2 separate regions of the Homo sapiens genome follow, and region 2 is linked to region 1. The links are chromatin loops, found by intact Hi-C in ENCODE. Cell type or tissue: Calu3. All regions are shown on one strand. Each heading gives the region's core, and the rest is flanking DNA. Links, peaks and the distances in the headings are about the cores only.

The links. A loop is a pair of places that touch in the nucleus more often than their neighbours do. Peaks named below come from ENCODE experiments on the same cell type or tissue, not always from the same donor. Only the 100,000 strongest peaks of a DNase experiment are listed, where the experiment ranks them.
Region 2: a loop joins it to region 1, with 3 times the contacts of the local background. A loop is called at or near these places in 2 of 110 quality-filtered maps.

What each region holds. Positions count from the first base shown.
Region 1 is chr10:77,703,355-77,719,864 of GRCh38, reverse strand. It overlaps LOC105378372 (a long non-coding RNA gene), which reads left to right and starts at 9,177. Exons shown (of 2, transcript XR_001747510.2): 1 at 9,177-9,359. RefSeq lists a silencer at 7,035-7,266 and enhancers at 9,383-9,572, 9,943-10,002. In Calu3, for the core only: a CTCF peak has its summit at 8,259 (motif pointing right); a DNase peak (open chromatin) is centred at 8,274.
Region 2 is chr10:77,962,291-77,978,055 of GRCh38, reverse strand. It overlaps POLR3A (RNA polymerase III subunit A), which reads left to right. Exons shown (of 31, transcript NM_007055.4): 31 at 430-2,907. The coding sequence ends at 578. Among named protein-coding and RNA genes, the nearest start is that of DLG5-AS1, 43 kb to the right of the region's middle. RefSeq lists enhancers at 6,511-6,805, 6,438-6,948. In Calu3, for the core only: a CTCF peak has its summit at 3,446 (motif pointing right); a DNase peak (open chromatin) is centred at 3,465.

The DNA of each region.
Region 1 (16,510 bases), core at 4,895-12,894:
AAGTCTCAGAGCCTCTGCTTGGGACCCCATTGTAGCTTGGACAGGGACCAGAACCAGCAAGAACATCCCATCAACAGACCACCAGCGCCAATTGCAGGCTACACCTTCCATAGCGACACCGTGTGGCAGCATCCAGCAATGGCAGCATAGGGCTGGAGTTGTTCTTTGTCCATCTGGTGCCAGGGAGCAGGACTGAAGAAGAAGGATTCTTGGACAATACAGGGGAGGAGGGAGGGCCCAGAAAGGAGGCGTTGGACTTCCTGTGCATCAGGGTAGGCGAGTGCTGAGGCAATTATGAGAGAAGGCGAGCTCACATCTTTGCTCTGCCACAGCCTGGGGAGTTGGCAAGTTACTGCATCTTTCTGCCTCCGTTTCTTTATTTGCAGAATGGTGACAATAATAGAATCTATCTCCTAAGGTGGTTGTGAGGATCAAATGAATTAGTGCATGTTGAATAGTGCCTGGTACATATTAGGTGCCCAGTAAATGTTGGAGGTTGCTGTTGTTATCATTATTAGAAAAGATGAAAAGGGATGAGACAATATTGGCACCCAAGTTAGCTTATGCCATAAGATGCAGAGGTAGATATCATAATTCTCACTTTACAAATGATGAGACTGAGTTTCAGAAAATGCAAATAATTTGCTCAAAAGCAAACAGGACTGATAGCACCAAATGTTTTCCAGAAACTGAATTTATTGCCAGTAGAGATCATATCTGCATGGAAACTCTGATCTTCCGGTCTGACTTGTGTTTCCCAGAAGTTTGAACTTAACCTAAAAACCAGATCTCCACGATGCTTCAGTCAGGATCAAGTCAGATGCAAAATTTTATGGCAAATGAATGTGAAGTCCAAGTGAACCACACAGGGGAAAAAACCTTCATTTTTATTACCTCTGATTTCTTTTTATTTAATCCATTCTCTTTTTCCATCCTCAGTGCTTCTGCTTGAGTTTAACTCTCATCTCCTGCCTGGTCTATGCGTCATCATCATCATCATCTTCTTCTTATTATTATTATTATTTTGAGACGGAGTTTCACTCTTGTTGCCTAGGCTGGAGTGCAGTGGTGGGATCTCGGCTCACTGCAACCTCTGCCTCCCAGGTTCAAGTGATTGTCCCCCCTCAGCCTCCGGAGCAGCTGAGATTACAGGCACCTACCACCATGCCCGGCTAGTTTTTTGTATTTTTAGTAGAGACGGGTTTCACCATGTTGGCCAGGCTGGTCTCAAACTCCTGACCTCAGGTGATCCACCTGCCTTGGCCTCCCACAGTGCTAGGATTACAGGCGTGAGTCACCATGCCTGGCCCCGTCATCTCCTACTTAGTTGTCTTTCTCCCAGCACTGCTGCCCTCTAGCCTGCCCTCCATGCATGTAGAAGGGTGGGGTGGTTTTCCTAACTAAAATATCCCCCTACCTAGATCCTTCCAGAGACCGCCCCCCCACAACTCCTGTAACACTGCACAGCCTCCTTAGCTGTGTTCAATCTGACCCCGTCTCCCTGCTGAACCTCTTTTTCTGCTGCTATCTCAAGAGCTGGGTTCTCTTTCTTTTTGTTCCTGAAGCATTTAGGCACAGTCCTACAATAGCACTCACCATGTTTTATTGCAACTATCGTTTGCACCGAATCTTCCCAGGAGACTGAATTCATTGCCAGTAGAGATCATATCTGCTCCCCTGGTGTCCCCTTAGTCACCAACATGGTGCAAACTAGAAAGTGTTGATGAATGGGGCAGATTATCCTTGGGGCTCATTTAGTATACAGAGGTGGCCACTCGAGTTTAGGATCAAATGCAGCTCTTCTTTATATTACGGGGAAGTAAAAAAAAAGGGGGAAAAAAGTAAATGGCCATTACACATTATATCAATGTGTCAATTCTATATATGCTAAGAAAACTCAAATAATGCAGTTTGGCTGTACATCAGAGATCTGTAATCAACAAGTGGAAGAAAAGATATTATCATGGCCAGAATTTATAGAGGTACTTTCTTGTGATATCAGAGAACAGCACCTCAAATTGGAAAGCTTAGGCAGGTCCCAAATGGCAGGTTAGAAGACCAGAGTACTAGAGTAGTCTGTATATTTATGGGGGCACGCTGGGAGCATCAGCAGCAACTCCTTATTCTTCTAGCTGTTAGTGGTACAGCAGCGAAGTCAGGCATTCCTAACTGAGCTACTTGGATTCAATCCTAACCTGGCTGTGCTACTAGCTGTGTGACCTTGGATAAGTTCCTCAGCCTCTCTGTGACAAAGTTGACTCATATGTAAAATGGGGTAGTCATAGCACACCCAGTGTTATTGTGAGGAGTTAATATTTACAAAGTGCTTGGCACAGTGTCTTAGTCCATTTCTGTTGCTATAAAGGAAAGCCCAAGGCCGGATAACTTATAAAGAAAAGAGGTTTATTGGGCTCACAGTTTGGCAGGCTGTGCAGGAAGCATGGCACCAGCATCTGCTCCTGGTGAGAGCTCCAGGCTGCTTCCACCCATGGTGGAAGGTGAAAGGGAGCCTATGGGTGCAGAGATCGCTGGTGAGAGGAAGAGAGAGAGGAGGGAGGAGGTGCCACACTCCTCTAAACAAAAAGCTCTTGCGAGAACAGAGTGAGAACTCACTTATCCCTCCACCATCCCCCAGGGAGGGCATTAATCTATTCATGAGGGATCCACTCCCAAGATCCAAACACCTCCCATCAGGCCCATCACCACCAGCCCTGGGGATCGAATTTCAACATGTGATTTGGAGCAAAAACATCCCAACTATAGCAAACTGTGTCTGGCAAGTAGTAAGCAGCACACACGTGTTAGCTCATGATGTCACCCATCCAGGAATCAGTCCTATTCTAATGAAGGCTAACCCACAACATCAAGGTGTCTGGGAGAGAAGGGTCTTGCTTCCTTCCATTCACTGTGATTCTCCACACTCATGCATGTCTAGTTCTTGTGTCACATCGAGTGTAGCTCTGGTTTTGAAAACACGTAGCCCTCATTTCCCTTCTCCTGGAGAGCTGTGGTCAACAGCTTGGCTCGTTAATGAGCCATCATTCCTCTGAGAATAACTGTATCTGGACCATCTGATCAGTATATCACCTGAACGCATTTGGCTCCGCATGGCCTGTCTCCCTGAGAATTGGCTCCCTTGTCTCACCTCCTTGGCATTGCAAGTTTAAAAACAAAAGCTTTCTGGGCTTTGAGTTATGGCCGCCTGCTGTTTCTGTTGCCCAGCCGGCACTGAAGAATGTTCTGTCTTAGGCGCTTCCATTATTGGCAACAAAGGTTTTTCCCCCTGATATATTGCTTAAGTTGCATCAATTGATTAATGATCTGTAGAGTGCATTTTCTAGCACTTTTCCATCGGTGTCTCCTGAGTGGGCTCGTTCATGAGCAAAATGTGTCTGCTTTTTTCTCTCTCCCTTGCCTCACTCACGGCTGTTTCTGGGTGGTGTGTGGTGGGCAGGGAATGGGGTTTCATGGCAAGAGAGGAGCTGGATCCTAGGATTCATCTGTCAACAGTGGGCACTCGAACCACCCCTTCACTTCTTGGGGCCCAGGGTCTTCTGTGGAATGAGAAGGTTGGACTTGGGATTGCCAAGGCTCCTTCCAGCTCATTATTCTTTGATGCTTCTCAGCTTCTCTCCTGATTCCTGCCTTAGAGCTGACCATTCAGGAAACCCCTTAGAGGGGGTGGCACAGGGAGCCCCCGTCTGCTGCAGTTGGAGGAAGTTCAAGACATATAATGGCCAGACTTCTCAGCCTGGAGGCCTGGCCCCCAGTAGAGGCTCTGCTGATGCAGAGGGTCCATGTGCTCCTAATGAGACCCTGGATTTGGAATCAGTGACGATGACTCCTTGAGGATCTCCTTTGGGACCTGAAGATCTTGTCCAGTTGCCAGTTAACCAACATTTCAGTGAGACTAACAGTGGCTTCTAAAGAGGCTGAGACCAGGCCTCTTGCTTCTGTTGCACTCCTGTGACATCCAGCATAGGGTTGGGCGCACTGTAAATGTTTCTAAAGATTTCTGAAGAATGGTAAGAAGTCAATGGTAGGATGTGGCTGCTGAGAAACCTGATGTCATCTCAGGTTGCATTAATAGAAGCATGTTAATTAGAATGAGGGAGGTGATAGCCTCACTGTTGCATGCTGAAGAGAACTTATCTGTAGAACACAGTTCCATTTTGATTACTCACTAATGCTCCATGAGAGTAGGCACAGTGTTTGCCTTTTTTGCTACTGTGTTGCCAGAAGAAGCACTGGGCCTGTCAGATACCAGGCTTGCAATAAAGGTGTCACCTGCCCAACAAAGAGAGATCTTGGGCTCCTTCAAGATTGCAAGGAGGATCCTCCACATGTCTCATGAAGAACTGCAGAAGTAGCTGGAGAGATTTAACCCACTGACCCCAGGAAGCCTGAGAGTTACCCCCAATTATTTGAAGAGTTGCTACATAGAGGGGAATTGTAACTCTGAGTCTTGTGTCACAAGACTCAGAACTTAGTAATTATCGGAGCATCCACAAATAGATTGGGTATGGTGGAATGGTGAGCCTTCTGTCACTGGAGGAACTCAAGCCTAAGCCAGGGGGCCACCTGGTGGAGATGTCACGAACATTCAAATGTCACCTGGGGAGGGGCACAGTGTACCTCTGTGTTTTTTCCTGCCTAACATCTATCCTCTCTTTTAGTCATAGTATCCTGTTTTTCATTTGAAAATCCCATTGATTTCAGCCTTGTGGGACTTGGTGATCCCACTGAGTACAGTTGTGGTGGGGACTATTTCTCAGCGTGCCCCATGCTCCCCAGCTAAGTGTGACACAAAACTTAAGTGAAGTTTCCTTAGAGTGGTGATTCTCAAAGTATGGTGCCCAGAACAGCGACATTGGCATCGCCTGGGAACTTGTTAAAAATGCACAATTCTGGAGTTCTACCCCAGAATCAGGAACTCTGTAGGGTCCAGCAATCTGTCTGCATGAGCCCTCAAGAGGCCATGTATTTTATTTTACATTCCCTGCCCATTCCCTGCCTGCTACACCACCTAGAAGCAGCCATGGGTGAGGCAAGGGAGAGAGAGAAAGGGGAAAACGTTTTGTTCATGAACGAGCCCACTCAGAAGACACCAGTGGAAAAGTGCTAGAAGATGCACTCTATAGATCATTAAATTCATGCTTTTAAGGTCCCTGGAGCCTGTCCTATTAGGACACAAGTCTTCAGCTTTTTAAAAAATTTTCCAATTCTTTGAGCTTCTTCTTTTACTTTAAATAAACTCTGAGTCTTCTTTTGCTTCAGTTAGCTAGAGTCAATGTTTGTGGCTTAGAGTCAAACAGCCCAGTGAACACCGGATGGGAAGGATTTGGCCAGATGAGCCCTAAGGCCCCTTCCAGCCTCGCCACTTTGAATGGATGAGTGAATGAATGAATGGTTGATGGAACTGAACCAGATCCCTTCTAGTTTGAGCTCTGAGAGAAAGTCAAGTGACGGTGGTGGGAGGCAGGGGGAAGGTGAGGAATGTGACCACTGCAGATGCTGATCCCAGAATGACCAGAGTTCTGCGAGGACTAGGATTAGGACACGCTCAGGGAGCCTGCCCCTGCTGAGCGCTTCTTTTCTGACTGGCTGAGTGACCTGAGGGAAGCCATGCAAGCTCCCGAGGTCCCATTTTCCTCTCTAAGGAGAGGATTATTCTGTGCTCTTTGCTCCTTCCTCTTCTGTAGCTAAATTAAAATGCACGCGTGACTAACAGCAGCGCTGGGGTGGTCTGCGTGGAGTGCTGCCTGTTGGGCTGTGAGCAATTTGCCGAAAAAGTCTTCATCCTGGTAATTTGGGCCAGATGCTTCAGTGCAGACCCCGCTGACTCATCAACAGCCCTGCCTTCCTGAAGACTGAGCTGGGGGTCAGCTCTCCACTCATGCCATCTGCCTTTCCAGAAGCACCCTGCTGGAGGGGTGCGGGGGAGTGGGGGGCAGGAAGAACACGCACTTAGGGAGACTACTTGGTGTGGGGGGATCTGAAGGATGGGGAGTTATTTTAGCTGGCATGAACATTTATCGGAAGGAGGAATTGGTATAAGTGATTGTCTACGTGTGGGACTCAGGGGGCTGTGAAACTTGCATGCATTTGGAAGAGGAAATGTTCAAAAGCACCAGTTCACGATATTTTCACAGCTGTTTGGGAAGCAGTCTGTGGGCAGAAGCAGCAAGCTCAGGGACAAGTGAGAGAGCTGATGGTTTGGCAAGATGGGCAAAAGGCTCTTTATAGCTTTGCACCCTTTGTTCTTTCTGCTGCTCTCGGCTTCTCTTTCCTCTCATTTTTCCAGATCCTCTGGACTTCTGGGTTTCTGCCTCTTGTTTCCATATGTCACCTTCTGTGGCAGAGCACATTTTGGTTGCAACTGACTATTCCCCAACTTGTAACAACTTGGGGACACAGTGGGGCTTTATTGACACCTGGAGTCAAACCCTGAATTTGAACAACCAAGTTTTAGAAAGGGAAGGTTGCAGCTGGATTTCAGGAATGGCCGGAACTGGGACTTGAACTCTGTTGGCGGAGCCTCATCTTTGCTTCTCTCTGTGTGGTGGTTTTATCGTCTCTTACCATAGACCAGCTTCTGCTACACGGTCGGAAATGTGATTGCCAACAGGTCCCCGGTTCACCTTTTGTAATTCTGACGGCTGGAGAGGGGCTGGCTTTTACTTTCTTTTCTTTTCTTTTTTTTTTTTTTTGAGACGGAATCTTGCTCTTTCGCCCAGGCCAGACTGCAGTGGCGCTATCTCGGCTCACTGCAAGCTCCGCCTCCTGGGTTCCCGCCATTCTCCTGCCTCAGCCTCCCGAGTAGCTGGGACTACAGGCGCCGGCCACCACGCCCGGCTAATTTTTTGTATTTTTAGTAGAGACGGGGTTTCACCGTGTTAGCCAGGATGGTCTCAATCTCCTGGCCTCGTGATCCGCCCGCCTTGGCCTCCCAAAGTACTGGGATTACAGGCGTGAGCCACCGCGCCTGGCCAGCTTTTACTTTCTCTATCCCAAGTTGAATTAGGGAGAAAGCTCAAGACTAAAAATCACAGCTCTGCCAGTGACTATCTGTGTGACCTTGCAAGAGTTCATCGCTCTGAACAGCAGTTTTCTCGCCTGAGAAGTGGGAATGAATATAGCTCCCAGATCAGAGAGGCAGGTATTGGCTGGTGGTTGGGAGCAGAGGCTCTGGAGCCAGAACACCTGGCTACAATTTCAGTTTTGCTGCTTAGATGCAGTGTGACTTTGGTCTGGGTCCCCAATCTGTGAATGTCCCAGCTTTCTCATCTCTAAAATAATGGGGATGATAATGACACCTATTTGTAGGGGTGGTGTGAGAAGTAAATGAGTCAATGCTTGTAAAGAATGTAGTTCATTGAATGGCATTTGGCAGACAATCAGTGCTAGCATTTACTCCTTGCTGTCTCCACAGTTCTTGGTGACATTTCTCTAGGGCCTCCCCATGGCTGCCACTTAACCAGGACAGGCTGTGAGCTCTGGGCCATTCCCTCTGCAGCCAGTGGCCCCTCTGCTTCTTTCTCTGCTACTCCAGAATGGAAGTGAGTAAGAATTGAGAGTGATGTTCTTATATTGAATCTGTTCTGATTTATAGTTTTAAAAAGTAGCCATTCTAGAACCTTCGTTCCCTATTATGAGTGGATTGCTTTTAAGAGTAGCTTCTATTCTGAGCACTGCATCAAATGCTCCATATTCATGATTTAATTGTAACAACAACACAACCAGGCAAGAGTTCCTAACCATCCCCCCACCCCTTTTTTAAATAGGTTAAGGAAATGCACCTGTAGTTAACTAGCCAGAGATCATGCACCTGGCTTATGAAGGCGGCATGATTAAAACCCAGCTCTGTCCGGCTAGAGGCATCTTCTGGGGAAGGCTGAGCCGAGATTGAGCGTGGAGACCACGTTTCCTGGAGCCCCAAGGCCTGGGCATCCTGGTGGCCTCGGCGGGAGCTTCTCATCTGCCTCAGTCTCCCCTGCTCCCTGAGTCAGGCAGGCCTGTTTGCATAGAAGCTTAACCTCTGCTGGCTGGTGTTTTGTTTGCTCACACACTGACTTTCACTCTGTGCGCCTTTGCCTTGACTTGTTTCCCAACTAGAGAATAGGTTCTATGTGGTGGGTGTTGTGCCCAAAGTCTTTGTCTCCCTCACTCCCCTCGCCCAGGGCAGGAGATGGAGCTCCGCGCCTCCGTGATCTGGGCTGGAGGAGAGGGAGAGGAGCGCGTCAGTCCCGCTCCCCGCCAGGCGGTGGCGCCAGTGTGCAGGCCAGGCCGGGCTCAGCGTGGCTGTGGCGGCTCGGCAGCTGCAGCCCAGGCTCCTCAGTACCCCACCGGGAGAAGCACTCGTTCTGGGCGTTACCTGTGGGGGCAGGGGGCAAGGGGAGAGGCGCAGGGGAGTGGCGAGGTTGTAGCAGAGAATGTGGGCGTTCGTTGGCCCCGCGGTTTCGGGCTCCTGCTTTCTGGGGACAGCCAGCATGGCCCTGAAGTCCGCCGCCCTTCAGAGCGCGCCCCTCAGAGCCCAGGGGTGCCCGCGCCCGCTCCGGTCCCTCCGCCTTCTGCGGAAGGAAAACCAGGCCCTGGCTCGCTGGGACGGGTCCTTTCGGGGACTGCGGCTGCTTCCCTGTTCGTAGACTCAGCAGCCGGCGATGTGACTTCAAGGCCCCCTCGAGCTCTGCCTTCTTAAAAAATAAAACGTAGACCTCTCCTTAGCCATGTGGGTTATGTGAGAGCAGCCTGATGTGGTGCTGCTATTCATTCATTCATTAGTTCATTCACTCATCTGGGATCGAGAGCATGGTGTGCCAGGCACCTTAGCAGAGCAGAAGACAGAGCGAGAACCCGGCAGACACCGCCACTGCTCCTGTGGGATCTGAGGTTTAGTGGGGACACAAGGAATTGAGCACATGGCACGGAAAGTGCCCTTAAACCAGCCCGGGAAGATGAAGGCGAGCTTCCTGGAGGAAGAGGCACCTAAGCTGATGACTGAAGGCGAGAAAGAGTTGACAGGGCTTAAAAAGGGGGGTGGGGGTGGGATTGAACATGAGGCCTCAGGGACTCCTTGTTTTTTCAGCGGGTGTGGGGAGCTGGCTCTGTGCTCTCCCATTTTTGTCACTGAGTGCAGAGGCCCATGACCTGGGTAGGGAGGAAGCTTATTTCCGTCTGTCCCTGTGCAAGGCATGCACAGGGTTAGGACTCTGATGAAATCGAATTTTCTTTCTCCCCAGGAAAACGATGTCTGTATGGGTCTCCCCGGTTTTGCCCACAACTGCAGGGTCCTATGGATGCCCAGTGGAGCCCACGGTGAGAACCTGAGGGTGAGGCTGAAGAGACCATGCTCCCCTGTGGTAAGTACCTGGCTTCCTGAACCGCCCTTCCTACCTGCTGCCCCGGTGACTCTGCCGGCCTGTGTGTCTACACAGGCTGTGGGGAGGGAGGTGCGGGGGGTGGGCTCTGCCCTGGCTACTCGCCTTGCTTCCATCTAGTGTGGCTCTGCGGGGCGAGCCTACTCCCCTTAGGATACCCTTCTGGTTTTGATGGCGTGAGGCAAGTGTCATTCTTGGCCCACAACAGCACCCCAGGATGCCCGGTGAAACACAATGGGTTTTCCCAGCAGGGTGGGGTGAGCTGTGCCTGGCTGGGCTGGCCTCCCTGCTTTCTTCATTTGTGGTCTCTGAATGACGGGTTCCTGGCACCCATATCTTGGGGCCACCGGGGCGGGGCTTGCTGCCTTTCCCCTGCTGTTTGGTGAAGGGCCGAGACTGCCAGTGTTCCCTGCCAGGCCAGTACTCCTCCTCTGGTGGCCTCCCCTGACCAGACGAGGGTGGGAGGCAGTGCCCTGGAGGAGAAAGGGCTTGGGGGTTGGGAGCAAAAGGCTGAGGGGCTGGCCATTTTGGGCTCTTTACCCACAGCAGGGTTTTTACAAAGTCCTGCAGGCTAAGGTGTGAACCTTGGTTTCCTACTATAAAACAAAGATGCCCATGCCTATGGTGACTTGGGTGTAGTATGAAGCTATGAGATACAAGGACAGTGACAGTAATGATAACCAGGGCTGCTGCTTATCAATTTTTGCTAAGCCAGCTCCTGTGCATGGTCTTTACATTTGTAAATCATGCATGGGGCATAGATGTGAGCTGTCTACATACTGAAGAGCACAGTGTTACTGAGAGTGGGGTGGTGATGACTGCTGTCCTGGGCTCCCTAGACCTGGGTGAGCCCAATAGCAACCCCAGGCCTCCTGTGTAACCTAGACAAGTCCACCTCCTCTCTGGTGCTTATGCTTTATCATGGAGGCGTTTGGCCCAGATGACCCATGAGGGTCCATCCTGTGAAGTGGCCTTGGGAGTGTCACCATCAGGAATCTGCCAGGGATGCTGAAGGCAGGGGACAAGGAGACCAAGGTGCTGGTTATTGATGACAGGTGAGGATGGGAACCTGGTGGAACCAAGATCTGACCCTTGAAGGGCCTCCAAATCCATGGTTCCTCATTGGCAGTTATTCTCAGCCCTAAGAAGAGGGTGTCCCTTGCTGGAGGTGATTCGGAATCATCATGACAGTGGGGCATGGAGGCTTTGTCATCCCAGCACTTTGGGAGACCAAGGTGGGAGGATCGCTTGAACCTAGGAGTCAGAGACCAGCCTGGGCAACATCATGAGACTCATATTTCTACAGAAAATTTAAAAATTAGCCAGATGTGGTGGTGTGTGCCTGTACTCTCAGCTACTCAGGAGGCTGAGACAGGAGGATCCTTTGAGCCCAGGAGTTTAAGGTTGCAGCGAGCTATGATCATACCACTGTACTCCGGCTTGGGCAACAGAACGAGATCTTGTCTCTAAAAAAATAAAAACAATAATAAAAGCAAAAAAGACAGGGAAAACAGAATCACTGAGACTTTTTGGTAAATGAGACTTCCCTGTTGGGAGTCAAGCTGCCCTGGGGAGTTAGCCTTAGGCATCAGAAGCAATAAAGGTAGAAAGCAGGCCCAAGCTCCATGAAAGGCCCGGAAGGACCCGTAAATCCAATCAACAAGCTGTATTAAACACCTTGCCTGTTCAAACTTAGGTCTGGTAACCATTTACTGGGTTTGCAATGTTATTATTAAAGTTCAAAAAAATGCCAGTGCCATCCCCATTGCCCCCACAATTTATACTTTTCTTCTCTTTGCAATATTTTCCATCTGCCTCCATTCTCTCTGACCCAAGACAAAAATAAGAGCCACCGTTTAATGAACATGTATAATATGGTTTGGCTGTGTCCCTACCCAAATGTCTTCTTGAATTGTAATCCCCATAATCCCTAGGGGGATACCTGGTGGGAGCTGATTGGATCATGGGGGCGGTTTCCCCCATGCTGTTGTAGTGATAGAGTGAGTTCTCATGAGATCTGATGGTTTTATAAGGGACTCTTCCCCCTAATCCTCACTCTTCTCTCTCCTGCCGCCATGTGAAGGACCTTGCTTCCCCTTTGCCTTGCACCATGATTGTAAGTTTCCTGAGGCCTCCCTAGCCACGTGGAACTGTGAGTCAGTTAAGCCTCTTTCCTTTATAAATTACTCAGTCTCCAGTATTTCTTTATAGCAGTGTGAAAATGGACGAATACGATGTATTGTGTGCCAGGCCCTGTATTAAGTACTTTATGAGCATTATTTCATTTAAGATTTCTGTGAGGTAGCATCATTATAATCACTTCCTTTTTATTTATTTTTTAATGAATTTTTGATTGTTGATTTTTGTTGGTATATAGCAAGTCTATATATTTACGGGCTGCATGAGATATTTTGATACAGGCATGAACTGAATACTAATCACAGCATGGAGAATGGGGTATTTATTACCTCAAGCATTTATCTTTTGTGTTACAATCCAATTATAATCTTTTAGTTATTTTTAAATGTATTAAATTATTTTTGACTATAGCCACCATATTGTGCTAGCAAATACTATGTCTTATTCATTCTAATAATATTTTTGGGTCTATTAACCATCCCCACTTCCCCTCACTCCCCCACTACCTTTCCCAGCTTCTGGTAACTATCCTTCCACTCTCTGTGTCCATGAGTTTCATTGTTTTAATTTTTAGCTCCCACACATAAGTGAGAACATATGTTTGTCTTTCTGTGCCTGGCTTATTTCACTTAACATAACGACCTTCAGTTCCATCCATGTTGTTGCAAATTATAGGATCTCATTCTTTTTTTGTAGCTGAATGGTACTCCATTGTGTATCTGTACATTTTCTTTATCCATTCATCTGTTGATGAACAACAGATGAATTTTGACTATTTCCAAATTTTCACTATTGTAAACAGTGCTGCAGTAAACATGAGAGTGCAGATATACTGATCTTTGATATACTGATATCCTTTCTTTTGGGTAAATACCTAGGAGTGGGATTGCTGGATCATATGGTAGCTCTATTTTTAGTTTTTTGAGAAACCTCCAGACTGTTCTCCATAGTGGTTGTACTAATTTATATTCCTACCAACAGTGGACAAGGGTTCTCTTTTCTCCACATCCTCGCCAGCATTTGTTATTGCCTGTCTTTTGGATAAAAGCCATTTTAACTAGTGTGAGATGATATTTCATTATAGTTTTCATTTGCATTTCTCTGATGATCAGTGATGTTGAGCACCTTTTCATATGCCTGTTTGCCATTTGTATGTCTTCTTTTGAAAAATGTCTATTCAGATCTTTTGCCCATTTTCAAATTGGATTATTTTATTTTATTTTTTCCTATAAAGTTGTTTGAGCTCCTTATATATTCTGGTTACTAATCTCTTATCAGATGGGTAGTTTGAAAATATTTTCTCCCATTTTGTGGGTTGTCTCTTCACTTTCTTTATTGTTTCCTTTCCTTCTCAGAATCTTTTTAACTTGATGTGATCCCATTTGTCCATTTTCGCTTTGGTTGCCTGTGCTTGTGGGGTATTGCTCAAGAAATCTTTGTCCATTACAATGTCCAGGAGAGTTTCCCCAATGTTTTCCTTTAGTAGTTTCATAGTTTGAGGTCATAGATTTAAGTCTTTAATCCATTTTGATTTGCTTTTGTATATGATGAGACTTAGAGGTCTAGTTTCATTCTTCTGCACATGGATATCCACCTTTCCCAGCACTATTTATTGAAGAGACTGCCCTTTCCCCAATGTATATTCTTGGCACTTTTGTCAAAAATGAGTTCACTGTAGATATGTGAATTTATTTCTGGGTTCTCTATTCTGTTCCACTGGTTTATGTGTCTGTTTTGATGCCAGTACCATGCCGTTTTGGTTACTATAGCTCTGTAGTAAAATTTGAAGTCAGATAATGTGATTCCTCCAGTTTTGTTCTTTTTGCTTAGGATAGCTTTGATTGTTGTGTGTCTTTTGTGGTTCCATGTAAGTTTTAAGATTGTTTTTCTATTTCTGTGAAGAATGTCATTGGTGTTTTGATAGGGATTGCATTGTGTCTGTAGACTGCTTTGGGTAGTATGAACCTTTTAGTAATATTGACTCTTCCAATCCATGAACATGGAATATTTTTCCATTTTTTTGTGTCCTCTTCAATTTCTTTAATCAGTGTTTTATAGTTTTCACTGTACAGATCTTTTATTTCTTTGGTTAATTATTTGTCGCTATTGTAAATGGGATGATTTTCTTAACTTCTTTTTCAGATTGTTTGCTGTTGGCATATAGAAATGCTATTGATTTTTGTATGTTGATTTTGTATCCTGCAACTTTACTGAATTTGCTAATCAGTTGTAATAGTATTTTGGTGGAGTCTTTAGATTTTTCTGACTATAAGATCATGTCATCTGCAAATAATGATAATTTGACTTCTTCTTTTCCAATTTGGATGCCTGTTTTTTCTTTCTCTTGTCTGATTGCTCTAGCTAAGACTTCCAGTACTATGTTGAATAACAGTGGTGAAAGTGGGCATCCTTGTCTTGTTCCAGATCTTAGAGGAAAAGCTTTCAGTTTCTCCTCATTTGCTATCATCACCTCCTCTTTAGAGATGAGGAATCTGGTATACAGAGAACATAAGTAGCGTGTCTGAGGTTACATTGTTAGGTTACATCCAGAGCCTGATTCAAAACCAGGTCTGTTAGACTCCACTGAATTGTGTTCCACAAAGTAAGGAGATATTTTTTGGTTTTTTATTGTCCCTTGTATTGATCCGATGTGGCTAGGATTGTTCACCTGACTTTACGTTGACCATACTGTTCTCCCCAAAAAGCTGGCCAGTTTGTGTTTTGTTCCTCCTGTCCTTCTGCCTAATAAACTTTGGGAAACCTAAGTGTCCCCAAAAAAGCTGCAGGCAAGTCAACTGCTGTGGCCTCCACTTTTGGCTCAGGGTCAGCCCCTCTCAGTCATAGCAGGACTCAGCCCACCTACAGGCAGTGACATCAAAACATTGGGTTGGAAGAGGCTCTGAGGTCAATAGACGGAAATGGAAATGTTTCTTCCCTTTGGCGTTTATTTTCTGGGCGGCAGGCCTTAGGGAGGAATTGTGGGAGGTGAAGGATTCATTCTTTCTAGCATCAGACTGGTTTAGTGGGCTTCTTTGCCACTTCTTCAGTCCAGTGGTGATTGCCCTGTGCCAGGTCAGACAAGAGGGAGGCCCAAGGACATCCAGGGAGCAGCTGTTCCCAAAGTCATGGTGACAACACCCTTTCTTTTTTTATTTTTATGTTTTTATTTTATTATTTTTTTTGACATGAAGTCTCGCTCTTGTTCCCCAGGCTGGAGTGCAATGGCGCTATCTCGGCTGACTGCAACCTCCGCCTCCCGGGTTCAAGCGATTCTCCTGCCTCAGCCTCCTGAGTAGCTGAGATTACAGGTGCCCGCCACCATGCCCGGCTAATTTTTGTATTTTTAGTAGAGACAGGGTTTCTCCATGTTGGCCAGGCTGGTCTCAAACTCAGGTGATCCACGTGCCTCAGCCTCCCAAAGTGCTGGGATTACAGGTGTGAGCCACCGCGCCCGGCTGACAACACCCTTTCTTTTGGGGATCCTTCCTGTCTTGCCCACTGCCCCCCTGCCAACAATAATCTCACTTCCCTGTCTTCTAGGAAAGGAGCAATAACTCAGTAATAATAAAGAATAAGTGACTATCAATGTTGAGTAGCTCCCTGCTCCCGAGGGGTGGTGAGGGGTGAGACAGGAGCTGCATCTCAATTGTAAAGTTGAAGGAATTACCATAACTTCTGGAACTTCAAATGTCAGTGAGTGGCTTGGGGAAAGGATATCCTAGGTTGGATGCTGATGCTGCTAGTAGTCACAAAGTATTCTCGACCTTTTTTTTTTTTTTTTTTTTTTTTTAGCTTTTAGGTTTAATTTACAAATGCCAACCTTCAGGCCCATATTCAATGGGTTCTCACCAGACTCACTCCCAGTCTCCTTGGTCTATGCACTCTGAAAACAGCTCATTAGTTTCCTCCAGGTGTCTCCCTCCAGGGATTCCACTTAGCAGGTGGAATCCCCATAAAAATCCAACTGTTGGGTGCTTGGTTTTGAGTGCCACTAGCCTGATAAGCCCAAGATCCCCTGGTATGATTTCGGGAGGCCATGGGCACCGCCCTTTTAATGTCATCCCCAAAGCTTTGACTACATCCCAGGGTGGCTTTAGACTGATGTAACAAAATACCATAGACTGAGTGGCTTATAAACAGCATAAATTTATTCCTCACAGTTCTGGAGGTTGGGAAGTCTAAGATCAAGGCACTGGCAGATCTGGTGTCTGGTGAGGACCTGCTTGCTGGTTCATAGATGGCACCTTCTGGCTGTGTCCTCACATAGTGGAAGGGGCAAGAGGTCTTTCTGGGGTCTCTTTTATAAGGGCACTAATCCCATTTGGAAGGGCTCCACCCTCATGACCTAACCACCTACCAAAGGCCTCATTGCCGCATACCACCACATTAGGGATTAGTTTCAGCATATGTATTTGGGGAGGATACAAACATTCAGACCATGGTGCATCTGTAGTGTGGACAACTCCTTTTCAGTCATCAGAACACCTTCTGCTTGCCTATCCTTGCAGGCATTATGGCCCAATGAGAAGGAAACTGAACTCAGACCAAGGAAACTTGGGTTTGAGTCCCATCCTTGTCACCATTTTTCTATCATGTGATGTTGAGCATTCAACATCCTGGCTCTCAATTTCCTCAGCTATTATAACTCTTGACCACTTTGAGAGGTTTTTTGTCAGGATCAAATAAGATAATATAAATAAAAGTAATTTTACATAATTTTAAGCTGAATAGCGATTAGGATGCTTGCAGCAAACAGGCAAAATAAAACAAAACCAAGACTGGCTGTCTTAGTCTGTTTTACACTGCTCTAACAGAATACCTGAGACTGGATAATTTATAATGAACAGAAATTTATTGGCTCATAGTTCTGAAGGCTGGGAAGTCCAAGATCAAGGTGCTGGCCTCTGACGAGGACCTTCTTGCTGTGTGACCACATGGCAGAAGGTGGGAGGACAAAGACAGGGCAAGACAGAAACACAAAAGGGACCAAATAT
Region 2 (15,765 bases), core at 1-8,000, 260 kb before region 1:
CTGCTCACTACTGTCCCAGTTGTTTGCTTTTCTTGGAGGCTCTAAGTTAAGGAAGCACTGGGTGGCAAACTTAGAGTTTCCTAAGCATCCTTCAGTATTCTTGCTAAGTTGTGTTCTCAAAGGCAGGGCCCTCCCAGGGTGCCTTTGGCTCAGGTGGGAGAGGAGAACTGGAGGAGCTGACTCTGTCTCCAACAAGCTCCTGGGCTGTGAGCAAGCCCTGCCCTTCCCTGAAAGTGCAGAATCCCCCTGTCTGCACTCCACAGCCACCCTTTTTAGATGGGAAGGAAAGGGATTTGCCAAAGTTCAGTTGATGTGGAGTGGCGCTGGGACTCACATCCTAATTTTCTGACACTTAAGCCAATAGTCTTTCTTCGTGAAAATGTACCTTGTGTTTAGAGGCTCTCTGATGTTCATTCTGGTTGGTTTCAGGGGTGTCTGAGTGCATCATCATGGGAATCCCAATGAACATTGGAACCGGGCTCTTCAAGCTGCTTCACAAGGCTGACAGGGACCCGAACCCTCCCAAGAGGCCCCTGATCTTCGACACAAATGAATTCCACATCCCCCTTGTCACATAGTCCAAAGAAAGAGGGGACCATGCCTGACCTTGACTCCTTGTCCTGTCTCCAGCTGATGTATAAAGAGTTTTGTGCTCCCTGGGACGGGGGTCCTGAGGTCCCCACCTATGCCAGCAATCAGAGAAGCCCTCTTGGCATCCCCAGGAGCAGCTTCTCCTCTGATAGGGTGCAGCTCACACCAGTGACCCTGACTGTGCCACGCTGCTCGGGAGAGCTGAGGGTTTTATTGTTTGCTTGCTTGAAACCTAATCTATAGACGGCCCCACAGCTCGTGCACACACTGCTTCCCTGGACTTAAAGCCCAGCCAGGTGTCATGGTCCATCCCAGCTCACTGCATACATCCATCGGCTCCCCATGGTGTCTTCACACCTGACGATGAGCCAGGCCTGAGCCCCACACAGGCCAGGGCACATTCTTGGATTTTCCATTCCTTGGTCATGCTGGAATCTCTCAATGTGACATACTTATGTAAATATTGTTACTATTATTTATTTGTTCCATTTGAGGGATTTGGAATTTTTGTTATTTTAGTTTTATTTTTGAAACCAAGCATCTATAGAAACCAAGAAAGTCAGCATGTAAGCGTCACTGGAAAAACTGGTTTAAGCAAATAGAGCCGTCTGGGATTTGTAACTGAGGTGCAACTGTCATGAGGCCCAGGCAGCTCTGTAACATCTTCTATAGATGCCCCTGGCTACCCTGTTGTTTTCATCTACCTCAGACCCCTATCATGGGGCTCTACCCTGTGACAAGAGCCAAACCCATTCTCCATGGCCTATGGAAGCCTCACTGGAGTTTGGGGCCTGCTGCAATGGGGATGAGATGGTTTTTTGTAGAATTATACTTACGTTCCTTGGATGATCTCTAGTTGATTTTTTAAGTTCTGAGTTGATGCTGTTAAGGTACCCGGGGTAGCCATTGGTTCTTGGATCTGTGTTAGAATGAGTGCTTTCCCTTCCTACTGATGTGATTGTGGATTAGGAATTCGTGACCGAGTGATTTTTGGCCAGTGGTTGGGTTTAAAATTCTATTAAAATTTGTAGTTTGGGCTGGGTGCTGTGGCTCATACCTATAATCCCAGCACTTTGGGAGGCCGAGGGGGGCAGATCACTTGAGCCCAGGAGTTCGAGAGCAGCCTGGGCAACATGACGAAACCCCGTCTCTACAGAGAATACAAAAATTAGCCAGGCATGGTGGCCCATGCCTGTAGTACCTGCTATTGGTAAGGCTGAGGTGGAAGGTTCACTTGAGCCTGGGAGGTGGAGGTTGTAGTGAGCCAAGATCGTGCCACTACACTCCAGCCTGGGCAACAAAGCAAGACCTTGTCTCAAAAAAAAAAAAGAAAAAAATTAAGCGTAAAAAAAAATTAGTTTTTATAAAAAATTATAGTTTGACCTTTTGATTTCCCTGCATCTACAAGGTAGACCTATTAACTTCTCTTGGGGTATCAGTGATGTGGAAAAAAAATGCCATTTTTCTTAATGTTTAACCCCCCTTTATCTTTGAATTGAGCTAGAGCCTGGTTTAGGACAAAGGATTAAGTTTGTTAATGAACACTAATTCAGGGCTTCTACTTGAGACCCCACCGAGATCACCAGTTCTCATGTAACCTGGGAAGAGCCATAAAGGGGTACCCCCCACCCCAACTGCCTTCCTGGAAGCATGCCTGGGAAGTAAGCTGTAGGCCTGATCCGAGCCAGGACCACTGGGATCCGTGCAAAGGCCAGGGGAGGGTAGAATTGAATCATAGGAGTGAACTCCGGCACCTGTTGTCTTCTGCGGGTGACGCACACTTTAAATGGAAGAGAGGTTGTGGCTATAACTTGTGGCTGGGAATAATAAAGATGGCACCGCCAAGGAGCCTCACCTTGCGTGAGTGAGTACTCAGTTGGGCGCTGCAGGGTCTGGAGTCTGTGTGAGACGTGTGTGATTGTGATGGGTGCGAATCAGCGTATAGCACTTGAGAACAAGGCAGACCTTGGAGCAGAATGGTTATGTGAAGGATCACATCACCCATGGGTAGGGGGGGAAGTCATACGTCCTGGAGGTGCTGGTCCTCCTCCTGGAACTGCCAGCCTTGCTAGGACTATCAACATCAACAGCATTGCCTGGTAAACCCTACTGTTTGTGCTCCCCACTGTGTCCCATGACTGGTGTTAAAATTCTCCCTACTTTGATCATCTGCCCTGCCCAGGCCTTGGGCTTTATGCCAGCACAGAGCTCAAAGGCCAGGTAGCAGCACATCCTCAAGCATGAGAGCTCAAAGGGTTACATTTGAGTCTCTGTACCTGCTTGGAAGAAATAAAAATACGTGTGAATTCCATCTCATCCATGAATAGTTACAAATTCTTGACTAGCATTCTGTCCAGTTCTTTGCCATTTTTACGTCTTTTTTACAAGGGAGATTAAAATAGCTCCTGACTCAGTTACAGCTCCCTGCAGTGTTCAGCACTTTAGGGGTGGGAGAGACATTCTGGAGTCCTTCAGTATATATATGTGTCAGTTAAACTATGGTGCCGTGTTTCTATTTCAGGGTTTATCCATGTGTATTCCCATTGATTCATGTCTGATTGAACCTGGCATTGTATGTTTACTTTTCTTGATTTTTGCTGTCTGTTGGCAGACCTCTTTATTTTTCAGCCAAAACCCAAGAGAGGAAATATTTGCGTTACCTAAAACTATAGCAGAATCATCCTTATGGGTTGTGAAAAAGGACGTTGGCCTTGTATGAGTTCTAACTCCTAGAATGAGAACCAACCCCCGTCAGGAGCTCACCTCTTCGGGTGCTGGAGGTCAACAGTGAATGCCCCAGTTACCCCCACCCCTGTGACTTAGAAATGTAGGAAATAAAGTGCCCTCTGAGATGCAGCTAATCCAGTCCCAGTAGGAGGCGCTGAAAGGACTCAAGTCTGGAGTCTGAAGGGCCGTCTGGCCAGGATCAGGTGCATAGCTTAACTTTTATTCATTCAACAAAGATTTAAGGCTTGCTACTTCCAAGGCACTGTTCTAGGTATTAGGGGTGCAGCAGTAAACACAATAGGTGAATCAGATGTTAATACATCTGGCCAGGCACGGTGGTTCACGCCTGTAATTCCAGCACTTTGGGAGGCCGAGGCGAGTGGATCACCTGAGGTCAGGAGTTGGAGACCAGCCTGGCCAACATGGTGAAACCCCGTCTCTACTAAAAATAGAAAAATTAGCTGGGTGTGGTGGCACGTGCCTGTAATCCCAGCTACTGGGGAGGCTGAGGTAGGAGAATTGCTTGAACCAAGGAGACAGAGGTTGCAGTGAGCCGAGATCACACCATTGCACTCCAGCCTGGGAGACAGAGCGAGACTCCATCTCAGAAAAAAAAAAAAAAAAAAAAAAAAAGATGTTAATACATCTAAAAGGAATTCCACAGAAGCGGGTGAAGCAAAAAGGCTCAGGTTCAGTGTGCAGAAGTGTGTCCAGCACACTCTGGGGTGGAAGCTGCAGATCAAGGGATTGTGCTCCCGTGGGCACATCAGGCCCACCAGGGTAAAGAAAGGTCCTTCTGTGGCTGCAGCCCTCTGGTTCCAACCCCTCCCACAGGGCCTCTCATGACACTAATTTGGCCTCCTTACCTTAGGCTTGGATTCTGGGGAGTGTGCCCTGAGCGAGGACACAAGCCTGCAGTCACTGGGAAACGTTGCCACCATCCTTTCCTCAACCTACTGGCAGTGTTAGCGTGTGAACATTTGAATCCATTAATATTTGCTACACTTCTGCTCTGTGCCAGGCAGTGCACTAGGCCCTTGGGGAAGGTCCCTGCATGAATGGAGCTTACCATCTGGTCAGGGTCATCTTGTTAAGAGCCTGAGTTCTACAATCAGTGTCAGGATTTAAATCCCAACTCCCCCTTTCTTTTTTTTATTTTTATAATTTTTTTTTTTATTTTAAATAGAGACAGGTCTTGCTATATGTTGCCCAGCTGGTCTCGAACACCTGGGCTCAAGCAATCCTCTCAAAGTGCTGGGATTACAGGCGTGAGCCGCCATGCCCAGCGTCAATTCTCCCTTTCCATCTGGTGCACATGAACAAATTACTTAACCTCTCCTTGCCTCACTTTACTCATTTATAAGCTAGGAATACTGTTTAGTAGTGTTTGACTCATTGGGTCATTGTGAGTTTTAAACGTGATTACACATAAAAAGGTCTTAGTACAGTGCCTGGCACATAATACACATTAAATGTTTGCAATTATTAATACAGTGACTTTTTTTTTTACTGAAAAACATGGTCTGTGAATTCACAACTAAAAACCAATCCCCTGGCTCTCTTTATTTGACCCTAAGTGGAGCTTGGTGGACTTGGGATCCAGCCTCCCTAGACATAATGACTACCCAGCTGTCTGCTCAATCAGTAGGTCGTGGGAAGTATTTTACATGGGGGGGGAGAAGGGTTCGGGAAGGGGATGGATGTGGCCACTGTGTGGTTGAGGGCTTGAACACTTTAATGCAGGCCATAAGGTAAGCGTGATCTCATTTTAGAGTCACAGGTAGTAAGACCAGAATAATTCAGACAGGCAGGTTTTTTTGTAGAGGTATGGATGTTGACAACAGCTATGTATTTAGATTATGTAAGAAGGTATCCCATAAGGGAGAACTTAACATTTTTCTCTCTCTTTAAAAGAATATATTAGGGCCGGGCACAGTGGCTCATGCCTATAATCCCAACACTTTGGGAGGCTGAGGCTGGTGGATCATTTGAGGTCAGGAGTTTAAGACCAGCCTGGCCAACATGGTGAAACCCCGTCTCTACTAAAAATACAAAAATTAGCCGGGTACTAGTGGTACACACCTGTAATCCCAGCTACTCAGGAGGCTGAGGCAGGAGAATCACTTGATCCTGGGAGGCAGAGGTTGTGATGAGCCAAGATCACGCCACTGTACTTCAGTATGGGTAACAGAGTGAGACCCTGTTAAAAAAAAAAAAAAAAGAAGAAGAAGAAGAATGGAACAGAAAATGGGTATGACAAGGACAGAGGTAGGAAGTGACCCTATGTTTTTTGTTTGTTTGTTTTCCCAGACAGGTTCATGCTCTGTCGCCCAGGCTGGAGTAGAGTGGCGTGATGATCTCGGGTCGCTGCAACCTCTTCACCTCCCAGGCTCAAGCAGTCCTTCCCATCTCAGCCTCCAGAGCGAGTAGGACTACAGGCACATTGCCCAGCTAATTTTTCTTTCTTTTTTTTTTTTTTTTTTTTTGGTAGAGATGGGGTTTCACCATGTTGCCCAGGCTTCACTCTGTTCTATTGTACCTTTCTAATTTTGTACCTTCTGAAGGTCTTGCCAGTTTTTGTTTTTTTTTTTAATCAATACCTAGCAGCCTGGGCAACATGGCAAAACCCCATCTCTACAAAAAATACAAAAAAATTAACTGGGCATCATGGCTCACATCTGTGGTCCCAGCTGAGGTGGGAGGATCAATTGAGCCCAGGAGGTGGAGGCTGCAGTGAGCCAAGATCCACTGCATTCCGGCCTGGGCAACACAGTGAGACCCTGTCTCAAAAAAATAAATCAACAGCTGATGGTAAAGAAATCCAGTCATCTTGGAGCAGACCCTGTCCGGGAAGGTACTTGAGTGTTCTCAAGGTAGTTGAGTGGTCCCTTCCAGTGATAGCAACGTAAGGCTGGTAGGCACCAGTCACCAGTTAGGACAAGGTGACCAAAAAATGCAAGTCAACAAGCCTGAAATACATAGGATTTTCTTTTCTGACATGAAAAGTCCACAGTAGGCATTCCAAGGCTGATACGACAGTTCACCAAGTTGTCGGGGAGGGACCCAGGCCCCTCCCAGCCTTCTGCTACACCACCCCTCCACCATTCCTCATGGTTCAATGTGGCTGCTGAGGTTCTAGGCATTCCAGCCAGGAGAAGGGGAAAGAGACATAGCACTTCCCTTTAAGGAAAGTTCCCAAAAGTTACTTGACACTTCTGTTTACATCCCATGAGCCAGAACTTACGTAGCCAAACCCAGCTCCAGAGAGGCTGGAAAATGTTTGGACTCTGGGTGGCCATGTGCCTAGCTAAAAATAGACGCCTCTGTTAGCAAAGAAAGAGGGGGAGGGCCACAGGAAGTGGAGGATGATCGTATCTCTGCCTCTGATGGGCAGGACCTTTCTTTTTTTCTTTTTTGGCTTGACAAAGGTCAGAATATCCCCCTAATCCCTCAGAAAAAAGAGACTGAGACCCTGATCCCTTCATTCTCCCTTTTCCTTTCCCCTTCTTGCAAATTTCATGCTTGAGTTACGGTGGGGTTTTTTTGTTTTGTTTTGTTTTAAATATATAAACTGACATTTAAATTAGATCACATTCCCTTTGCAGGCTGTTTAAAATGTTTCAGGGCTGATGGAAAATGTGACTGTCAAACATTCATTCAACAAATAACACTTTTTTGACCCCCTACTATATCCTGGCGCCAATACCAGGTCCTGGGTTTAGAATGATGAGCAATATTCCTATGGCTCTTTTCCTTGTGGAATTAATCTAGTCACAGCACTGTCCAGCAGTACTGTAGTATATAGTAATATAGATGACAGTAATTATGTAAGTCATATGTAATTTGTTTTTGTTTTTGTTTTTGAGATGGAGTCTTGATCTGTTGCCCAGGCTAGAGTGCAGTGGCGCAGTCTTGGCTCACTGCAACCTCCACCTCCTGGGTTCAAGCAATTTTCCTGTCTCAGCCACCCAAGTAGCTGGCAGTACAGGCACACGCCACTATGCCCAGCTAATTTTTTCATATTTTTAGTAGAGATGGGGTTTCACCATATTGGTCAGACTGGTCTTGAACTCCTGACCTCACGTGATCCACCCACCTCGGCCTCCCAAAGTACTGGGATTACAGGTGTGAGCCACCACTCCTGGCCCATATGTAATTTTAAATCTAGTATTGGCCAGGTATGGTAGCTCACGTCTGTAATCCCAGCACTTTGGGAGGCTGAGGCAGGAGTACTGCTTGAATCCAGGAGTTTGAGACCATCCTGAGCAACATGTCAAAACCCTGTCTTTACAAAGAATACAAAACATTATCCAGGCATGGTGGCACGCACTTGTAATCCCAGCTACTTGGGAGGCTGAGGTGGGAGGATCACCTGAGCCTAGGGAGAAAAAATGAGAAATTAATTTTAACAATGCATTTTATTTAACCCAACGTACCCAAAATGTCATTTCAACATGTAATCAATATAAAAATGACTGAGATATTTTACACTCTTATTTTCATACTAAGTTTTCCAATTCCAGTGTCTATTTTACACTTAGCACATAGCGAGTTTCACATGCTCAGTAGCCACATAGCCTAGGGGTTGGCCATTCAGCTCCTCCATTTACTCTCCAAGAACTTTCCAGTAAATGCTTCCTGGGGCTTAGGCTAACCAGAAATGATTTTCTATTTCCTGCTAGCCTGGCCCCAACCCTGAGACCTGTATGAAGGTGGATAGTCCACACTCAGAAAAGAGAAGCAGGATGGTAGTCATGGAAGCTGGAATCTGCCAAGGAGTATGGAACAACTCACCAGCCAAATGAACTCGTCCTAAAAATATGGATCTAATTTTTTTAAAAAAGAAAAGGCCAAGTGCAGTGGCTCACACCCATAATCCCAGCATCCCAGCACTTGGGAGGCCGAGGTAGATGGATCACTTGAGGTCAGGAGTTCGAGATCAGCCTGGCCAACATGGTGACACCCCATCTCTACTAAAGATACAAAAATTAGCCAGGCATGGTGGCATGTGCCTGTAGTCCCAGCTACTCGGGAGGCTGAAGCATGAGAATCGCTTGGACCTGGGAGGCAGAGGCTGCGGTGAGCCAAAATTGCGCCAATGCACTCCAGCCTGGGTGACAGAAGAAGACCCTGTTTCAGGGGGAAAAAAAAGAAAAAGAAAGGAAAGGGAAAAAACATGAAGAGAGCCCAGTGTATCCAGACCCGAGTCTCATCACCTTCTCAGGAAGCTTTTTGGGTTGTCCAGGCCTTAAGTAGGCCTGTGCTTCCAAACTTCATTTCTGGGAGGAGTGCCAGTGGGCTGGGGAAGTCGGAGGCTAGAAGAAGCCTGTTCTTGTACCTTGCAGTCTGTTCCACCACCGAGGAACAGGCCTGACCCGAGTGGCCTGCAGTAAAGCTCCGAGTCAGGGAGCATGGTATAATCACCTGACACTGGTGTTACAGGTAAATCACAATCTCTCCCCATAGACAACATGATCTTCCTCATGTACAAGATAAGCTACTTATTCAGTAAGACAGCACTCAGGGAAGTATGAATTTGCAGATCTGGTGATAAATCCACTGGTCTGGCAGAAATGGACCTGGACTGGGATAGCCATGACTCCAGTTCTAGCCACCTTTCTGCCTGCCATTAGCGGCATTGCCTTCGGCAGGCTGCCTCCCTTCTGCATCTGTTTCCCAGTCTATATAGTGGAGATTAAAGTCTCAGCCATGCATTTCTGCTTCCAAGCATCCGTGAGGCATCTAGAAGCTGGAAAGCTTTGTACATCGCTTAGGCAGAACACGCGGAGGGAGCTGGTCACTGCTGATGGAGTCTCAAGTATTGGCTAGCTCCTTCCATACCTCACCCTCTTACCTTTCAGGAATTGTCCTGGGACCTGAAGCTGAGCCCCAAGACGGTGCCTGGGACCCCCCCCCAACCCGGCCCTGGTGTCAGTGTGTGCCACAGCTTACCCTGCTGTTCTCTAGGCCCCTTCCCTAATACTGAAACTACTGTCTAACCTGGGTGGTTTTTTTTTTTTTGCATTTTGGAGGGGGGATGGGGAGAGGGGGGACAGTTTTGTTCTTTTTGCCCAGGCTGGAGTGCAATGGCATGATCTCAGCTCACTGCAACCTCTGCCTCCTGGGTTCAAATGATTCTCCTGCCTCAGCCTCCTAAGTAGCTGAGATTACAGGCACACACCACCATGCCCGGCTAATTTTGGTATTTTTAGTAGAAATGGGGTTTCACCATGTTGGCCAGGCTGGTCTCGAACTCCTGACCTCAGGTGATCCACCCACCTTGGCATCCCAAAATGCTGGAATTACAGGCATGAAGCACTGCGCCCGGCCATGGATGTTTTGTTTTGCTAATTGTCTGCCTCTCGCTGGTCGAATATAAGCTCCATGAGGACAGGGGTTTTGTTTTTTAATTCACTGCTGTATTCCCAATGCTTAGCACACAGTGCCTGGCACATAGTAGCCACTTTAAACACATCGGTCAAATAAATGAATATATGAAGGAGTGGATTCCATCTTAAATTCCCTTTTAGAATTTGACGTCAAGGAGGAGTGAGGGCCTTGGAGCCCAGCAGGCCTGGAGTGGAATCCCTGCTTGGTTACTGCATAGCTCCAAGTTGCCCCCATCCTGATCAGAGTTAAGATGTCCTGCTGGCTGCAGGGTCTCCCTATTTAAGGACTGCACAAGCATAACTGCCTGTTGTCCTCCCACCACTTCACAAAAGGCTCAATTCCAATTTTGCCCAAAGAGGGCCCCTCACAGGGCCAGACCAAGGGCATCGGGCTCTGACCACCATCTCCCACCTCCCCACATTTTCTGCCTTCGGGCCTGGGCCCCAACCCTGGCCCCAAACACAAGAGCCAGAGCCAAACACGTCTAGCATATACCACCACGGGTGATTTATTTAAGGGTCTCCAAATAATCGCTTAAGTGTCACCATGGCAACCTGAAGAGTTGCCATGGAGATTGGAGCAGGAAACGTCCCCATGGAGACCCCTGGGAGACGCTCTAGGAAATCATTACCAGGTGGAGGGGGCTTGGGAAGGGGGAGCTGGACAAATAAGGGAGGCCCACGGTTTGTGTGCTGCCACAAGAAGGGGGGTTGAAGGGGCAAAGTGGGAAAGACCAGCTTAGAAAAGCAGGCAAGTTAATGATCTCCAACTCTAAGGTCCCATGTGATAAATAACTTCCATTATATCCATAGAAGAGATCTGACAGAAAAGACAAGAGTCTGGTGGTAATGGTGGCCCCCAGGACGGGGTTGGAGAAAGAGGTTTCTTTTTCACGTTATACTCCTTTGTACTATTTGACTTTCTTTTATCATAGGCACTTAAATAGTAATTATTCCAAAATTAAATAAGTTATTTACTTACTATATTAAATATTTTATATGCTCAAAACAACCCCATAGGGTAGGTATCATCTCCATTATATGGATGAGGAAACTGCTGTTCAGAAAGGTTCAGAAAGTGGCCCACAAGGCCGGCAGTGGCGGCTCATGCCTGTAATCCCAGCACTTTGGAAGGCCAAGGCGGGAGGATCACTGGAGCCCAGGAGTTCAAGATAAGCCTGAGCAACAGAGTGAGACCCTGTCTCTACAAAAATATTTAAAAATTAGCTGGAGGTGGTGCACACCTATAATCCCGACTACTCAGGAAGCTGAGCTGGGAAGATTACTCGAGCCCAGGAGGTCAAGGCTGCAGTGAACCATAATCTCAACACTGCACTTCAGCCTGGGTGACAGAGTGTGACCCTGTCTCGAAAGAAGAAAGGAAAGAAAGGGAAGAAAAGGAAGGAAGGAAGGGAGGGAGGGAGGGAGGGAGGGAGGGAGGGCACAGTCATGGCGACAGTCTAGAATCAAACCCAGAGCTCCTTGTCCCCTGTGCAAGCATGGATTCTCTGGTCTCAACCCAGCTCTGCCACTAACATGCCAGGCACCATTAATTAAGTAACCCACATCCCTCTGGGCCTCAGTTTCCTCACCTGTCAGATAGTTTAGCAGTTTGGACTGGATGAAGATGAAGGTCTCTCTAGCTTGACATCCTGAGTTCACGAAGGGTTCCTCTCAGCACCATGGAGAATCACAGCTGTAGGTGGGGGGTGGGGAGTAGGGAGTGTGGTGACAGGGAGGAAAGGGGCGTGACAGCACCCCTCAGGGAACTTGAGAAACCTCTGGATTCTCCCTTTGCAGAGAGTATAAGAGAAGCAGGGAAGGTGAGCCACCAGGAAAGTGTGCATCAAAACCACACTGGAGCCAGGCAAGGTGGTTCCCACCTGTTATCCCAGCACTTTGGGAGGCTGAGGCAGGGGGATCACTTGAGCCCAGGAGTTTGAGGTTACAGTGAGCTAAGATTGTGCCACTGCACCACCAGCCTAGGCAACAGAGGGAGACCCTCTTTAAAAAAAAATTTTTTTTTTTTTTGAGACAGATTCTCACTCTGTCACCAGGCTGGAGTGCAGTGGCACGATCTCAGCTCTTTGCAACCTCCGCCTCCCAGGTTCAAGCAATTCTCCTGCCTCGGCCTCCCGGGTAGCTGGGACTACAGGCGTGCGCCACCACACCCAGCTAATTTTTGTATTTTTAGTGAAGACGGGTTTTCATCATATTGGCCAGGATGGTCTCGATCTCTTGACCTCGTGATCCACCTGCCTCGGCCTCCCAAAGCGCTGGGATTAGAGCTGTGAGCCACTGAGCCTGGCCTAAAAATTTTTTTTAAACATTTTTTTCAAATAAAAAAATTCGCTGGGTGTAGTGGTGTGCACCTGTAGTCTCAGCTACTCGGGAGGCTGAAGCAGGAGAATAACTTGAACCCGAGAGGTGGAGGTTGCAGTAAGCCAAGATTGCACTCCAGTCTGGGTGACAGAATAAGACCCTGTCTCAAAAAACAAAAAATAAAAATTTCAGCCTGGACAACATGGTGAAACCCTGTCTCTATTAAAAATTAGCCAGGCGTGGTGGTGCACACCTGTAGTTCCACCTACTTGGGAGGCTGAGGTAGGAGGATCAGTGCCTGGGAGGTCAAGGCTGCAGTGAGCCGAGATCGTGCCACTGCACTCCAACCTGGGCAACAGAGAGCCTGTCTCAAAAAACAGAATAGAAAAAAGAAATTTTTTTTGAAAAACACATGGCTGATGCCGGGCGCGGTGGCTTACACTTGTAATCTCAGTGAGTCAAGATTGCATCATTGCACTCCATCCTGGGTGACAAGAGTGAAATTCTGTCTCAAAAAGAAAACACCCACACACAATGAGATACCTCCTCACGGCCACTGGGATGGCTGGAATAAAAAGATGAACAATTACAAGTATTTGCAAGGATGTGGAGAAATCAGAACCCTCCTACACTGCTGGTAGGAATGTCAAATGGGGCAGCCACTTTGAGACACAGTTTGGCAGTTCCTCAAAAAATTAAACATATGGACACCACATGACCCGGCCATTCCTCTCTTAGCTAGTAGACACCCAAGACAAATGAAAATATACCTCCACACGAAAGCTGGCACGAAAATGTCCATAGCAGCATTATCCGTAGTACCCAAAAATGGAATCTCCCCAAAAGTCTATCAACTGATGAATGGATAAACAAAATGTGATCTGTCCATACAACGAAATATTATTCAATCATAGAAAGGAATGAAGTTCTGATACATGCTACAACATGGATGAACTCTGAAAACATACTATGTGAATGAAGCCAGTCATAGAAGACCACACAGGATCACATAGTAAATGATTCCATTCATATGGAATGTCCAGAATAGGGAAATTGAAAGCAACAGAGAGTAGATTATTGGTTGCCTAGGGTTGGGGGAGAGGAGAAATCAGGGTGAGAGAACAGCTAAGGCAGTGGTCTCCAACCTTTTTGCACCAGGGACTGGTTTCATGGAAGACAATTTTTCCACAGACTGCTGGAGGATGGGAGGTAGTTTCCAGATGATTCAAGTGCATAACAGTTTATTGTGCACTTTATTTATATTATTATTACATTGTAATATATAATGAAATAATTATACAACTCACCATAATGTAGAATCAGTGGGAGCCCTGAGCTTGTTTTCCTGCAACTAGACGGTCCCATCTAGGGGGTTTGGGAGACAGGGATACCCTAAGTGTGTTGCTTATGCCCAGTCTACTCCATAATCTCATTTTGGTTCACTGAGGAAAACCCTGCTTCACAAGGATAGGATGTTGGAAACGGAAGCAGGCTTTTCAGTGTTTTTCTGGCAGTCTCAGGACATTCTGCCTTGACTTTAATCCAGAACGTACAGAGACTTGAAGTTGTCTCAAAGATACTTTCAAGGCAGCTGTGCAACTGAAGTACATTGACTCACTTGCCACCATAAAACCTGCCACCAGATTCAGCTTAATTTTCCCTTGCCACTCACTGATGGGGATTTGATATGGGTCTGCAAGCAATTGATTTATGATGGTCTCTGTGCAGGCAAACTTCTCTGCTAACATTCATCTGTATTTGCAGCCACTCCCCAGGGCAAGCATCACCGCCTCAGCTTCACCTCAGATCATCAGGCATTAGATTTTCATAAGGGGCACAACCTACATCCCTCGCATGCGCAGTTCACAATAGCGTTCATGGTTCTATGAGACTTGAATGCCACTGCTGATCTGACAGGAGGTGGAGCTCAGGTGGTAATACGAGCAATGCAGAGTGACTGTAAACACAGATGAAGCTTCACTCGCTTGCCCACTGCTCACCTTCTGCTGTGCGGCCAGGTTCCTAACAGGCTGGGCTGTGGACCATTACTCTTACCAGTCTGTGGCCCAGGAGTTGGGGACCCCTGAGCTAAGGAGTTTCTTCTTAGGGTGATGAAAATGTTCTAAAACTGACTGTGGTGATAGATATACAATTATGCAAATATGCTAAAAGCCAGTGAATTGTACAATTTAAATGGGTGAATTGTATACTATGTGAATTATGTCTCAATAAAGATGTTTAAAAAGGAGAGAGGGATGGCACTGACCCAGGGCCACATAACCACTGAGTAGCCACCCCAAGTGCCCTGCCCCTGCCTATCCTTTTACTTTTCTGCTCTTGTTAAGGGGGACCAGAAGACTCTCCGTGGGGCAGCCTTGAAGACTGATTCTAAAATGAACGGGGGCTGGGCGCAGTGGCTCCCAGCACTTTGGGAGGCTGAGGCAGGAGGTTCACAGGTCAGGAGCTCAAGATCAGTCTGGCCAATATGGTTGAAACCGCATCTCTACTAAAAATACACAAAAATTAGCCAGGTATGGTGGCGCACACCTGTAGTCCCAGCTACTCGGGAGACTGAGGCAGGAGAATCACTTGAACTCGGGAGGCAGAGGTTGCAGTGAGCCAAGGTTGCACCACTGCACTCACTCCAGCCTGGGTGACAGAGCGAGACTCCATCTCAAAAAATAAAAATAAATAAATAAAAATAAAAAATAAAATAAAATGAACGGGTAGTCAGGCATGGTGGTGTGCACACGTAGTCCTAGCTACTTGAGAGGCTGGGGTGGGAGCATTGTTCAAGCCCAGAAGCTCAAGGCCACAGAGATCCATGATCACACCACAGCACTTTAGTCTGAGCAACAGAGTGAGACCCTGTCTCTCAAAAAAAAATTAAAAATAAAAATGAACTGGTGCCAGGTGATAGGGTCCCTCCCCACAATTCCCTTCTGCCAGAGCAGCGTTCTTTAACAGACTGGGCTGCCTCAAGATTTCACTTAGGAAAAGGGGTGCCCTGCCAGAGGAAAAGAAATGCAAAGGTTTGAAAGCCACTGACAGAGAAAGGGTTAAAAAATGATGGCAAAGGGATTCAGAACCTAGGCTTTGTCTTTGTATTAAGCATGTCTTTATTCTGATGTTTGACATCTTGGGGCTTTGCTGACCCTAGAGAAACTGCCCCTCCCATGGCTAGAGATGGTAAGGGACTCACTTGTGAGCATGCCTTTTGTATACCAACCAACCAATCCAGAGTCTATTTTCCAACTATTCCCTTTACAGGGCCCTTCCAGGGTTCTCACGCTCCAGGCCACTATTCCCCAGCCCTTACACCCCACTGACAAGCCCACTGAAATTATTCACAGTAGCCAATTCTAGGCCTGCTTCCTACCCTGCCTCGACCATTCCTTCCCTCAGAAACACAGCAAATGCTCCTGCCTACATTTTCCCCTCCCTGACTCTGCCTTCTGACCACCCTGAGGCCTCCACTCCTGGCCCTGCCTGGTATGACCCGCCCTCTCTACTTGGGAACTGTGAGTAACAATTATTCTTTCGATAGCAATCAGATCCTGATCTCCTGGCCTCACCATATGTGAATATAAATAAGATCTACATTTGAAAGCCGGCTACATGCTCCCTAGGCTTCAAACTTGCAAACTCTAGGCCCAGCGCAGGAGCTCATGCCTGTAATCCCGGCAGTTTGGGAGGCCCAGGTGGGAGGAGAACTTGAGCCTAGGAGTTTGAGACC